Regions from separate parts of the Homo sapiens genome. Here regions 2 and 3 are each linked to region 1. A link is a contact called in ENCODE Hi-C or POLR2A ChIA-PET data. All regions are on one chromosome and are shown on one strand. Each heading gives the region's core, a stretch centred on a gene start or an enhancer-like site at or near the end of the contact. The rest is flanking DNA. Distances are from core to core; before and after follow the strand shown.

Region 1 (4,244 bases), core at 554-3,053:
TGGAGCATGGATGGGCAGTGCACTTCAAAGAGGGAATAATATGGTGGGCCTTAAAGAATAAACAAATAGGAACTCATGAGATGAAAGGAAATATTTAACATGAAAGGCAATGAAATACTATATAGGAAATAGAATGTCCTGGTCAGGAACAAAAAATTCTTTGGAGAAGAAAGCAAGGACCAAATCACAGGAAGTCCTAGTCAGGTTTCTAGCTTGCTTTGGGGGCATTAAGAGGCTTTTGACGGTTTTTTGGTTTTGTTTTTCTGGAATGACATGATCAGATTTACAATATAGTCTTTTGGTTGCAGGGTAGAGAACCTAATGGGTAAAGTTGATTTTCCTAAGAGATGGCCTTAAATCTGAAGATAAAAGCAGGCTAAACCAGTAGGCCATATACAGTTTGGATGTTAATTTGAGTGCAATAGGAAGCTATTGAAGGATTTTAAGGAAGGAGAGATGACTGCTGTGTAAAGAATGGAAGGGTATCAGAGAAAAAAGCAGGAGTCCACATGAGATAATGGTGGCTTGGATTAGAGTAGTAATAGAGAGATGGTGAGTAGTAGTCAGTCTGGGGCTATGTTTTTGCAAGCCCTGTGCTGGACCGGATGTGAGGTGAAGGAGGAGTCAAGGATAACGCCCAGGTTTCTGGTTTGAGCACTGAGGAATCCAGCAGATGATGGTGCCATTTACTGAGGTGGGAGGATCTACTGCGTAAACCTCATTTGTTAAGCACTTTACTTGCTTAATATTGCTTACTTGTGGCAGGGCTGGGATTCAAACCCAGGAGGCTCACAACAAAGCTAGCACTCCAAACACTACAGAGTGCTATATAGCTGGTTCTGGGAACTACTAATATTGAGAGGAGACATAGAAAGAGAATGAAGCAAGAGCCAAATCAGACAAGTCTTGGTCAAGCTAAGACGTCTGAATTTTATTTTAAGTGAATGAGACACTGGAGGGTTTTAAGCAGGGAGTGACTTGATCAGACTTACAGTGCAAAATGATCAATCTGACTGCTTCGTGGAGAATGGATTGTAGAGGGGATGTGGGGAGAACTACATCAGTCCAGGCAGGAGATGATGGTGGCTAGAAGGTTGGTGATGGCGGTAGATGCAGAGAAGTAGGCAGACTGGAATACAGTGAGGGTTGTGCGGGAACTTGTACAAATGTGGACAACTTGTGACACTGGAGAGAAAGGACAATCCAATCCAATCCCTATTTGATTTACGGAAGCTCTCCATACGGTCATTCAGCTCAGCTTGAGTCACTCCAGGAACTCACTACCATCACTATTCGTGGGCCAGTGGGAGAGACGGATTGAGGGCAGATCACTGGAGTGATGAAGGCGCTACTTGATGCGGCACTACGTATGAACCCGATCCTGAATGAGAGGGAAAGACTGAGACAGGCTGAGGTCAGGCCTTGAACGTCGTGCTGAGGAGAGGGTGGTATTGTAGGCTTCCCAGCGCCCGACGTGGCTCTGAAAGGTGAGGCGGGGCCTAGATCCCTCACGCTCAGCACAGCCCCGCCCCTGTTACCTGAACGCCCCACAGCAGTGCCCGGGGGCTGAGCGGCCGGGGCGTCCCACCGCCGGCAGCCACAGCTTCCTCCTCCGCCCGGGACCTCTGGCCGGAAGCAGTCCGTTCGCCTTACTAGACCCGCTCCAAGCCTTTGAGCAGTTCGTGTGGGTCCGCTCCCAAGCTAGGGCTGGGCTGTTGCGCTTGCGCCAGGGGTCGCATGCAGTCACGCGCTGCCGACCGCTTCCGGTGCGCCGCGAGGGCCGCCGGGACGGGTCTCCCTGGCGATCCGTGGTGTGCCGCTACTGCCGGTGCAGCCGCCAAACCGGTGCCTCGGTGACGACCGTGTCCCTGCCGTCTTCCTCGAGCTCCCCGGGGCTTGACCCCCGGGGCCCTCGGCAGGCATCGGTGAGGAGCCTGCGGAGCGAACCTGTGCTCCTATTCTTGCCCTTCAGGACCCCATATCGCGACTCCGAGGAGGGGAAGCGAGAGGGGCTGTCGCGACTCCGCGCCGTGTGTCGCCGGGCGGGGCCGCGGGGCCGGGGCTCCTTCAGCCCCCGGGATGCGCGCGCGAGCCCTCGCCTCCACTTCCTTGTTGCTGCTGTCACGACTGGAGCCGCCTCTCGCCGACAGCGGGGAGCGCGAGTGCGCCAGCCATCCCCCTCGTCCAGCCGCCGGGCCAAGCGCCTCCGGGAATGTGAGCGGCGCAGCTTGCACGCTCCTCCGGGTAAGTCCCGCCTTCGAGGGCCGCGCCGAGCCGCTGGGCGACCTCGAGTTGGATGCTGCGGCTCTCTGAGCCTCTACTGAGTCTTCCACAAAGTAGGGCCACTGAGCCTTAGTGTCCTCCTTCCGCAATCCGTATGGGACATTCGGATGTCCCAGACGTCTTAGCTTGACCAAGACTTTGTCTGGTTTGGCTCTTGCTTCATTCATGACCCAGAATGAGGGAAAGGAGCTAGCCCAGAGTCAAACTGTGGCCCATGGCTGAGCCCTCAAAGGCAATCTCGTGAGATTCCAAGGAGGATCTGATGGGACAGAGAAAGTGTCTCGCATATTTCAGGTATTGACCTTAACTCTGTTTTACAGATGAAATAACGGAGACTTAGGGTAAGTAGATTGCTTAAGGTCAGAGGTCCCCGTGCTGGTGCGACTGGTGTAGTCTGTACTAGAACCCGGATTTTCTGTCCTCTAGAGCCCTTCGTTTTTAACCTTAAATTGTCCTGCCTTTTTTTGCATTGCTATACTGCTGCCTCGAGTCTGATAACAAACTTGTACTCAGGCTTAGAACAGGGTAATAAAACAAACAAAACCGTAGGGTGTTGTCTTCCTGCCCTCAGCCCAAGGTGGCTGTAATGAGTGTTTCCTAACCCGTTTTGCGCAGGGTGCTTAGTACCCTATATGCCATTCATTACAGATGCTCTCCTGCAGTTACTGCCCTTCTCCACAAGGCTTTCAGCCGCCCAGAAGTCAATTCAGGGCAAAAAAGCGCAGTCCCCACGTAGCCTTGATTTGAACTACTGCTTCCCTTATCCTTTACTGGCCTATTGCTTACCCAGCCAAGTTGTAGACTGTGTTCTCTTCCTGGGTTGCACTATGGCAGTTAGAATGTAGGTTTTTGTTTTGTTTTTCTTTGTTAGTTTAGTTTTTGTTTTTAATAGGAAGAGGAATCATTTAGAGATGACAGAGAACTAGGAAGAACCTAAGGAATAATGTGTGCTTTACCTGGGGTATATCCTGAAAATTATAGGTGAAATACAGTGTGTCTGCAATTTCTAGGAGAGGTTTTTTGTTGTTGTAGTTGTTTGTTTTTTTAAGCTTTCGCAACATTGTCAAAAGAATTCTTGCCTCCAAAAGACTAGGAGCCACTGGGTTCATCCTTTTCTCACAGTAGAAACAGTTGAAATTTAGGATGTGGAATAGACTTCTCTGAGATCATAAGGTTAGAGTTTAGGTCTCTTGACTCCACATGCAGTGCTCATTATACCTTATTTGTGGAGTGAGGTCTAAATGAGAGGTGTGTGGGCTTTGTACTGCACGTATCAGTCCCATATTTACCACCACAACTGCCTCTTCCCAGAATTCTAAATTTCCTCCTGACAGATTTTCAGGGGCAACTATGTTATTTCCTCTTGTAAAATTCAAGTGGTTTCTGTGAGCCTTTCTCCCTCCAAGGATTGAGACTTGTGGTAAAAGTCCAATTTAGAACTTGGCTACAAAAAAAACTAACTCTTCTTGAACTGGTTATTAAGTTTTTTATGCCTCTTTTCCTAGACATAAAAGCTGTTAGTAGATTCTCTGTTTTTTAGCCCAGCACCAGAGAGCTGATGTTGGTTGGTCAGATGACTGTTTAGATCTGTGCTGTCTCTAGCTCCTAGCATATGTTGCTATTTCAGTTAATTACAATTGGCCAGGTGTGGTGGTGGCTCATGCCTGTAATCCCAGCACTTTGGGAGGCCAAGGCAGGAGGATTGCTTGAGCCTAGGAGTTTGAGACCAGCTTGGATAATATAATGAGATCTCATCTCTACAAACAATTTAAAAATTTGCCAGACTTGGTGGTGCACATGTGTAGTCCCAGCTACTTGGGAGGCCAAGGTGGGAAGATCACTTGAGCCTGGGAGGTGGAGACTGCAGTGAGACAGGATCTCATCACTGCACTGCAGCCCAGGGGACAGAGTGAGACCTTGTCTTAAAAATAAATAAATTTAAAAATAAAACTAATTCAATT
Region 2 (4,244 bases), core at 563-3,062, 660 kb after region 1:
GAACCCAGGAGGCAGAAGTTGCGGTGAGCTGAGATTGTGCCATTGCACTCCAGCCTGAGCAACAAGAGCGAAACTCCATCTTAAAAAATAATAATGGTCAATATTTTTACATTTTAATTTTGATAATAGATAATACATTCATATGGTTCAGAAATCTAAACTTATATAAAAAGTAATATATTAAAAAGCCTTATTCCCATCTCCCTGCCCCAGCCTACTCTCTTGGCTGAAGAGCCAGGTTCCCCTGCCTCAATAGTTGCTGACTGGCTTGGGTCATGAGCTCTAGGCCCCACCTCCCTGCTCAGGGTGACACTGTGGTCAGATGAGAGGACACACAGAGCCCACCCTGACTTGGCATTTGGCCCTGAGACACTAGTCTCAGCCTCTATCTAGTTCTTCCCATGTGGCCCTGGGCCCGGGACCTCCCTCCCAGCTCCTCTCCCTAAGTCATGGGGAAACCGAAGCCTCCCTCAGCTAGCCTGACTGAAAGCTTCCCGGGATGTGCCACAGACAGAGCAGCTCCCAGTGCCTCAGACTGTGTGCCCTGTTCCTGTTCTCACCCCATTTCCTAACAGGTGACCATTTTGGTTAGTTTCATGTATATCCTTCTAGTATTTTTTTTAAATTGAGACAGAGTCTCGCTGTGTTGCCCAGGCTGGAGTGCGGTGGCACGATGTCGGCTCACTGCAACCTCCGCCTCTGAGGTTCAAGCGATCCTCCTGCCTCAGCCCCCGCAGTAGCTGGGACTACAGGCACGCGCCACCGTGCCACTAATTTTTGTATTTTTAGTAGAGACAGGGTTTCTGCATGTTGGCCAGGCTGGTCTCGAACTCCTGACCTCAGGTGATCCACCCGCCTCGGCCTCCCAAAGTGCTGGGACTACAGGCGCGGGCCACCGCGCCAAGCCCTTCTGGTATTTCTTTATGGTAATCAACATCTATTGAGCACTTTCTTCCAAGGAATGTGCCGATATATGTAATGTTCTTTTCCATCAGTTATCTCATTTAACCCTCACAACAACCCTATAAGGTTAAGTACTGTTATCACACCCCATTTTACAGAAGCAGAAACTGAAGCCCAGAGGGGTGAAGTAACTTGCCCAAGCTCAGTTAGTAAGTTAAGGCGGCTCTCTCCAAAGCGAGTCTTCTTAACACGGAGGCAGACACAAGACAGCGGGGACTCTTCAGGCGTTCCGGGCTGAGAGTTTGGGCGCCTGCGTTTTATTGCAGGCACTACCTGACTTGGATCGGTGGCTTCCCTTCTCGGTGTAATGGACAAATCGGACTCCGTCCCTTCCTAAAGCCCGGTGTGGAAGACCTCAGCACTAATGCCTGCCCCACCCTCTCTGCTCTCTCCCCAGGACCGCCGGGAGAGCCTGCCCACCTCCCCACCCTGGACGCCGGGCGCGTCCCGGCCCCCCAGCAGCCTAGACGGCTGGGTGAGCCCGGGCCCGTGGGAGCCAGGTCGCGGGAGCAGCATGAGCAGCCCCCCGCCGCTGCCGCCGCCACCGCCCATGTCTCCCTCGTGGAGCGAGCGCTCGGTGTCCCCGCTGCGACCTGAGACCGAGGCGCGGCCCCCCAGCCGCCAGCTGCAGGCGCTTCTGGCGCGAAACATCATCAATGCGGCCCGGCGCAAGAGCGCCTCCCCGCGGTCGGCGGGCGCCGAGAACCCGCGGCCCTTCTCCCCGCCGAGGGCGCCACCGCCCCCGCCCCCGCCCCCGCCCCCGCCCCCGCGCATGCGCTCGCCACAGCCCGCCCGCCCCGGCTCGGCTGCTGTGCCGGGGGCAGCCTTCGCGCCCATCCCGCGGAGCCCGTTGCCCGCCGGTCCTTCGTCCTGCACCAGTCCCCGGAGCCCGCTGCCCGCGCCTCCCAGGCCCTTCCTCTACCGCCGCTCGCCCACGGACTCCGACGTGTCCCTCGACTCCGAGGACTCCGGGGCTAAGTCTCCAGGCATCCTGGGCTACAATATCTGTCCCCGCGGGTGGAATGGCAGCCTTCGGCTCAAGCGTGGCAGCCTCCCCGCCGAGGCCTCCTGCACCACCTAGAGCCCCACCCCCGACCCCACCCCGGGAGGGCAGAGCCAGAAGAAGGCTCATTAGACCTGGGGGACCCAAAGGGTCTGGCCTCTTTGGGCAGCCCCAGAGATGAGGGGTCAGCAGAGGAGAGCTCTGGGGTTGGGGATGGGTTAGGGACGCAAGCTTGAGTTCTAGCCCTTGCTCTCATTCAGCTGTTGTGTGACCCTGGGTAAGACCCTTCCTTGTTTGACCCTCAGCTTTCCCATCTGTTTAATGGTGGCTTTGGCCAAGGCAATCCACAAACGTCAAAATTCCCCTTCCCATCAGTACACACACCGATGCACACACACTCTCTCTTTCTCTCTCTCTCTCTCTCACACACACACACACACACACACACACACACACACACACACACACTAGTTAGTGCCTTGGATGAGGCGGGGCAGTGTGTATATGGACCCCTGGACTTGCTACCTTCAGGGTTCCATACTCGTCCCTCCCCTCCTGGCTCTGCTGTCTGGAGTCTGGCAAGCGGGGTGTGTTCAGAAGGTCCTAGGCCTGTGTCGCATGTCCAGGCACTGGCCTGACCATCCGGCTCCCTGGCACCAAGTCCCAGGCAGGAGCAGCTGTTTTCCATCCCTTCCCAGACAAGCTCTATTTTTATCACAATGACCTTTAGAGAGGTCTCCCAGGCCAGCTCAAGGTGTCCCACTATCCCCTCTGGAGGGAAGAGGCAGGAAAATTCTCCCCGGGTCCCTGTCATGCTACTTTCTCCATCCCAGTTCAGACTGTCCAGGACATCTTATCTGCAGCCATAAGAGAATTATAAGGCAGTGATTTCCCTTAGGCCCAGGACTTGGGCCTCCAGCTCATCTGTTCCTTCTGGGCCCATTCATGGCAGGTTCTGGGCTCAAAGCTGAACTGGGGAGAGAAGAGATACAGAGCTACCATGTGACTTTACCTGATTGCCCTCAGTTTGGGGTTGCTTATTGGGAAAGAGAGAGACAAAGAGTTACTTGTTACGGGAAATATGAAAAGCATGGCCAGGATGCATAGAGGAGATTCTAGCAGGGGACAGGATTGGCTCAGATGACCCCTGAGGGCTCTTCCAGTCTTGAAATGCATTCCATGATATTAGGAAGTCGGGGGTGGGTGGTGGTGGTGGGCTAGTTGGGCTTGAATTTAGGGGCCGATGAGCTTGGGTACGTGAGCAGGGTGTTAAGTTAGGGTCTGCCTGTATTTCTGGTCCCCTTGGAAATGTCCCCTTCTTCAGTGTCAGACCTCAGTCCCAGTGTCCATATCGTGCCCAGAAAAGTAGACATTATCCTGCCCCATCCCTTCCCCAGTGCACTCTGACCTAGCTAGTGCCTGGTGCCCAGTGACCTGGGGGAGCCTGGCTGCAGGCCCTCACTGGTTCCCTAAACCTTGGTGGCTGTGATTCAGGTCCCCAGGGGGGACTCAGGGAGGAATATGGCTGAGTTCTGTAGTTTCCAGAGTTGGCTGGTAGAGCCTTCTAGAGGTTCAGAATATTAGCTTCAGGATCAGCTGGGGGTATGGAATTGGCTGAGGATCAAACGTATGTAGGTGAAAGGATACCAGGATGTTGCTAAAGGTGAGGGACAGTTTGGGTTTGGGACTTACCGGGGTGATGTTAGATCTGGAACCCCCAAGTGAGGCTGGAGGGAGTTAAGGTCAGTATGGAAGATAGGGTTGGGACAGGGTGCTTTGGAATGAAAGAGTGACCTTAGAGGGCTCCTTGGGCCTCAGGAATGCTCCTGCTGCTGTGAAGATGAGAAGGTGCTCTTACTCAGTTAATGATGAGTGACTATATTTACCAAAGCCCCTACCTGCTGCTGGGTCCCTTGTAGCACAGGAGACTGGGGCTAAGGGCCCCTCCCAGGGAAGGGACACCATCAGGCCTCTGGCTGAGGCAGTAGCATAGAGGATCCATTTCTACCTGCATTTCCCAGAGGACTAGCAGGAGGCAGCCTTGAGAAACCGGCAGTTCCCAAGCCAGCGCCTGGCTGTTCTCTCATTGTCACTGCCCTCTCCCCAACCTCTCCTCTAACCCACTAGAGATTGCCTGTGTCCTGCCTCTTGCCTCTTGTAGAATGCAGCTCTGGCCCTCAATAAATGCTTCCTGCATTCTTCTGCCTCCTGTGTCATTTTCAGCTGTGTCTGATGTCCTTCCCTTCTCCCCAAGCATGGAGCAGTCCATGGGACTCTG
Region 3 (4,244 bases), core at 1,175-3,674, 510 kb before region 1:
CGGGGAGGCAGAGACTGCAGTGAGCCGAGATCACACCATTGCACTGCAGCCTGGGCAGCAAGAGTGAAACTCTGCCTCAAATAATAATAATAATAATAAAGTCTGCATGAAGGTCAGCAAGAATTAGAGAAAAAAGGAAAGTTGGGCTGGGCATGATGGCTCAAGCCTGGAATCCCAGTGCTTTGGGAGGCCAGCAGTTCAAGACCAGCCTGGGTAACACGGCAAGACCATCTTAAAAAAAAAAAAAAAAAGAAGAAGAAGAAGAAGAAAAAATTACCCAGCCATGGTGTTGCATACCTGAGGCAGGATTGGTTGAGGCCAGGGGTTAGAGACTGCAGGGAGCTCTGATGGTGCTACTGCACTCCAGCATGGGTGATAGAGCAAGACCCCATCTCCAAAAATAATTGAAGTTGTTAGATTTAGGCCTGAAACACTGGGCTTTTGAAAACATACTTTTAAAACAAAATAAGAACTGTGTTCAGTGGTGTGTGCCTGTAGTCCCAGCTACTTGGGATGCTGAGGCAAGAGGATCACTTGAGGTCAGGAGTTGCAGGCTTCAGTGTATTTTTATGATCACACCTGTGAACAGCCACTGCACTCCAGTCTGGGCAATATAGTAAGACCCCATCTCTTAAAAAAAAAAAAAAAAAGAGAAAAGGCCGGGCACGGTGGCTCATGCTTGTAATCCCAGCACTCTGGGAGGCCGAGGCAGGCAGATCACCTGAGGTCAGGAGTTCGAGACCAGCCTGACCAAGATGGTGAAGCCCCATCTCTACTAAAAGTACAAAATTAGCTGGGTGTGGTGGCTCATGCCTGTAATCCCAGCTACTTGGGAGGCTGAGGCAGGAGAATCACTCGAACCTGGGAGGCGGAGATTGTGGTGAGCCGAGATCACACCATTGCACTCCAGCCTGGGCAAGAAGAGTGAAATTCCTTCTCAAAAAAAAAGCCCTAGACCAAGTATTAATAAAATTCCTTTTACAGTTAAGATGAGGATTACAGTTCTATTTTCAAGAAAGTGGGCTTTCTTGAAAAAGGGGACTTTTGCTAATTCCTTTTGGGGTTATTCTGGTTAATAGGCCACTTTAAAGCTCTGAATCTATGGCCCGGCATGGTGGCTCACGCCTGTAATCCCAGCACTTTGGGAGGCCAAGGCGGGTGGATCACGAGGTCAGGAGATCGAGACCACCCTGGCTAACACAGTAAACCCTGTCTCTACTAAAAATACAAAAACATTAGCTGGCTATGGTGGCACGCGACTGTAATCCCAGCTACTCGGGAGGCTGAGGAAGGAGAATCACTTGAACCCTGGAGGCAGAGGTTGCAGTGAGCTGAGATCACACCACTGCATTCCAGCCTGGGTGACAGAGCAAGACTCCATCTCAAAAATAAAATAAAATAAAAAGCTCTGAATCTACAATTGGCATGTGGGTAAAACAAAACAATTTTTTTTTTTTTGCATAGGTTCAAGATAGATGTGACCTGACAACAGATCTTGAATAAGAGATAGCAGGGGTTTTTTGTTTGTTTGTTTTTTGAGATGGAGTCTCGCCGCTCTGTTGCCCAGGCTGGAGTTCAGTGGCACCATCTTGGCTCACTGCAACCTCTGCCTCCCAGGTTCAAGTGATTCTCCTGCCTCCCTCCACCTTCTGGGTAGCTGGGATTTCAGGCACCCACCACCATACCCGGCTAATTTTTGTATTTTTAGTAGACAGGTTTCACCATGTTGGCCAGGCTGGTCTCAAACTCCTGGCCTCAAGCAATCCACCCGCCTTGGCCTCCCAAAGTGCTGGGATTACAGGCATGAGCCACCATGCCTGGCCAATAGTAGGGTTTTAACTGACCACAAATCTGGGTCAAAACTGCTGAAAGAAAGCGAATACTATCCTGATGTACATTAATATTCAACAGCAGTTTTACTGGTCACCTTTTTATGCTAGACTCTATGAGTACAAGGGGAAAGGGAGATATGGCCTTTGCCTTAAAAAAAAAAAACAAAAAAAACCTTACTCTCTTCTCCTTATTTTTCGAGATGGGGGTCTCACTCTTTTGCCCAGGCTGGGGTGCAGTGGCACAATCATGGGTCATTGCAGCCTCAACCTCCCGGGCTCAAGTGATCCTACCATCTCAGCCTCCTGAGTAGCTGGGACTACAGGCACACACCACCATGCCAGGCTAATTTCTGTATTTTTTGTAGAGATGGGGTTTTGTCATGTTGCCCAGCCTAGTTTTGAACTCCTAAGCTCAAGCAATCCACCCACCTCAGCCTCCCAAAGGGCTGGGGTTACAGGTGTGAGTCATCATGCCTGGTCCTCTCTTCTCTTCCTTATTCCTATGCCACCAACACAGAGATATTGCCCCCCAAAAGTCAAACAGCTGTTGGTCATTTATGGGAAAGTTGCAATGCTAAACCCTCAGCAGATGGGCAGGTTATTTCTTGCTATGTTTATGCATTTCCTAGCAACAGGGGACTGCATGGCTTGTTTTCCTATGTGACAAGCCCTGAAAACCAGGCAAGGAGCCAGTGGAGAGTCATCTGAGTTTACAGCCTGAGGTTCTGCCTTCCTGGAAGATCTAGCCTAGATACCTGAGGGTACAAACAGCCAGAGACTGCTTCTGTACACACTCAACTTTCTCTAAAATAGTACATACAATTTGTGAGCAAGAACATTAGAAGGAACTACATACCTATCCTCTTCCCCACATCTTTAAACTTCCTTTGCAAATAGATGGGGGCTGAGTAGTTCTGGCCAATAAACTACGTAACAGTGGTATGTGTGTGTGTCACTTCCCAGCTCAGCCAGTTCATTGCTGGTGTGCCTCTCTGCTGCGTCAGTCTGGAAGGCCTCAAGTTCCAGATGGTGTTGTCAGAAGATTGAAGGCAGGTTACTTGGCTCACATTAGGGAGAAAGACATTTTGCATAAAGCCATTATTCAAGAGTTTGTCATTAAGTACCATGACTAATAAACAATACAGCTTTCTCCTTGACTTCTTCATAAGACATGACTAACTTTCTGGATGTCCTCCTTTGTGACTACTCCCATTCTTCTCCAGTATTTAATCATTCTTTAGCTTCATATCCCTCAGAGTTCTGTGTTCAGCCCTCACTTCCACATCAATACCCTCAGGCTGGAAGAATTCACATAGCTCTGCAACTTCACCTATCACTCCTGGAATAAGAACTCTCAAACTTGCATGTCTGGCTTTAGGCACTTCTCTTCTTACCCCACACCTGGGAAATGTGTGGCTTCCTAGATTCATGATATGTGATTTTGAAGTCCTGCTAAGATACATAAAACAGATTTCTCTCCTAATTTTACATTTTCTCTTAATCCAGCTGGGGTTGAGAGGCAGGCCCTGATTGTAGGGTTTTCCAGTTTCTCACCACAGCTAATTTCAAGCTACCATGTCACCAAATGTACAGTTGGGAAGAAATGAGCAGTTTTTATAAGCTAAGACATGCCTTCAGCTCTCCACTGTCTGGGGCAAGTCCTGTGGTATTTGACTTCATTCCATACTCACGACTAGCAGCAGATTGACAGCCTGGTGATTACTCCCCCTTTATAGATGAGGATACTGAAACAAATAATAGGTCTTGCACCAGATCCCTTCCCAGTTCATTCTGCCACCCATTCAGTCTCATTCTCGTTTGCCAGTGGCTCTTCAAACTTTATTGCACACCAGAATCACCTGGGGATGGCCAGGATGGAGGGTTTCTTCTTAAAACACAGATTACTAGACTCCAGCCCGAGTTCCATTCAGTGGGTCTGTGGCAGGGCATAAGAATGTGCATTTCTAACAAATACGCAGACAACGCTGGTGCTGCTGGTTCTGGAATCATACTTAAAATCACTGCCCCATGCCTAGAGTAGCAGTTCAGTGGCCAAAAGTGTACCAGTTGGGTTCTTTCCTAGCCCTGCCACTAAAAAGCTCTGTGACCTTGAATGGGGAATTTTTCCAAAGGAAGACCAGAGCTTCAAGAGTCAACCATTTCACTGTTTACTTTCCATGCATCACCATTTTCTTCTCATTTCTCTAAGCTTGTCACCACTCCAAACATAGTATCCAGGGACAAAAAAGCACAGAGTAAGGTATCTCCAGATTTTGCAAGCAGCAAAGTCCTCCTATTAGGCTTGATATTCTCCTGGGTGACAATGCACATTTGAATGTGACTTTATAAAAAGGCACAGGCAATCATTCAGAGTAAAATTAATGTACAGTGCTTTCCTTCCTGATGTCCAGT

The links. A loop is a pair of places that touch in the nucleus more often than their neighbours do. ChIA-PET counts read pairs that join two places held with the same protein, here RNA polymerase II (POLR2A). Pooled maps may share reads with other maps.
Region 2: a loop to region 1 is called in a pooled map, with 5 times the contacts of the local background. The contact joins the enhancer-like site here to the promoter of HMGXB3 in region 1. A Hi-C loop is called at or near these places in 4 of 50 pooled maps.
Region 3: a loop to region 1 is called in a pooled map of gastrocnemius medialis, with 4 times the contacts of the local background. The contact joins the enhancer-like site here to the promoter of HMGXB3 in region 1. A Hi-C loop is called at or near these places in 1 of 168 maps with a recorded cell type or tissue (breast epithelium) and 1 of 50 pooled maps. POLR2A ChIA-PET finds 5 or more read pairs at or near these places in 1 of 52 experiments (GM12878).

Annotation. Positions count from the first base shown.
Region 1 is chr5:149,998,936-150,003,179 of GRCh38, forward strand. HMGXB3 (HMG-box containing 3) reads left to right here and starts at 1,804. Exons shown (of 20, transcript NM_014983.3): 1 at 1,804-2,244. It overlaps TIGD6 (tigger transposable element derived 6), which reads right to left and starts at 1,719. Exons shown (of 2, transcript NM_030953.4): 1 at 1,539-1,719. RefSeq lists enhancers at 943-1,731, 2,619-2,698 and a silencer at 1,459-1,538.
Region 2 is chr5:150,655,044-150,659,287 of GRCh38, forward strand. SYNPO (synaptopodin) reads left to right here. Exons shown (of 3, transcript NM_007286.6): 3 at 1,361-4,164. The coding sequence ends at 2,044. Among named protein-coding and RNA genes, the nearest start is that of MYOZ3, 4.1 kb to the right of the region's middle. RefSeq lists silencers at 1,339-1,558, 1,699-1,758. Within about 2 kb of position 1,813, at least 19 of the 41 ENCODE cell types and tissues checked have a DNase peak (open chromatin) inside an H3K27ac peak, as active enhancers do.
Region 3 is chr5:149,483,432-149,487,675 of GRCh38, forward strand. No RefSeq gene overlaps it. Among named protein-coding and RNA genes, the nearest start is that of MIR145, 55 kb to the left of the region's middle. Within about 2 kb of position 2,425, at least 27 of the 41 ENCODE cell types and tissues checked have a DNase peak (open chromatin) inside an H3K27ac peak, as active enhancers do; they include breast epithelium, where a contact is called at or near this core.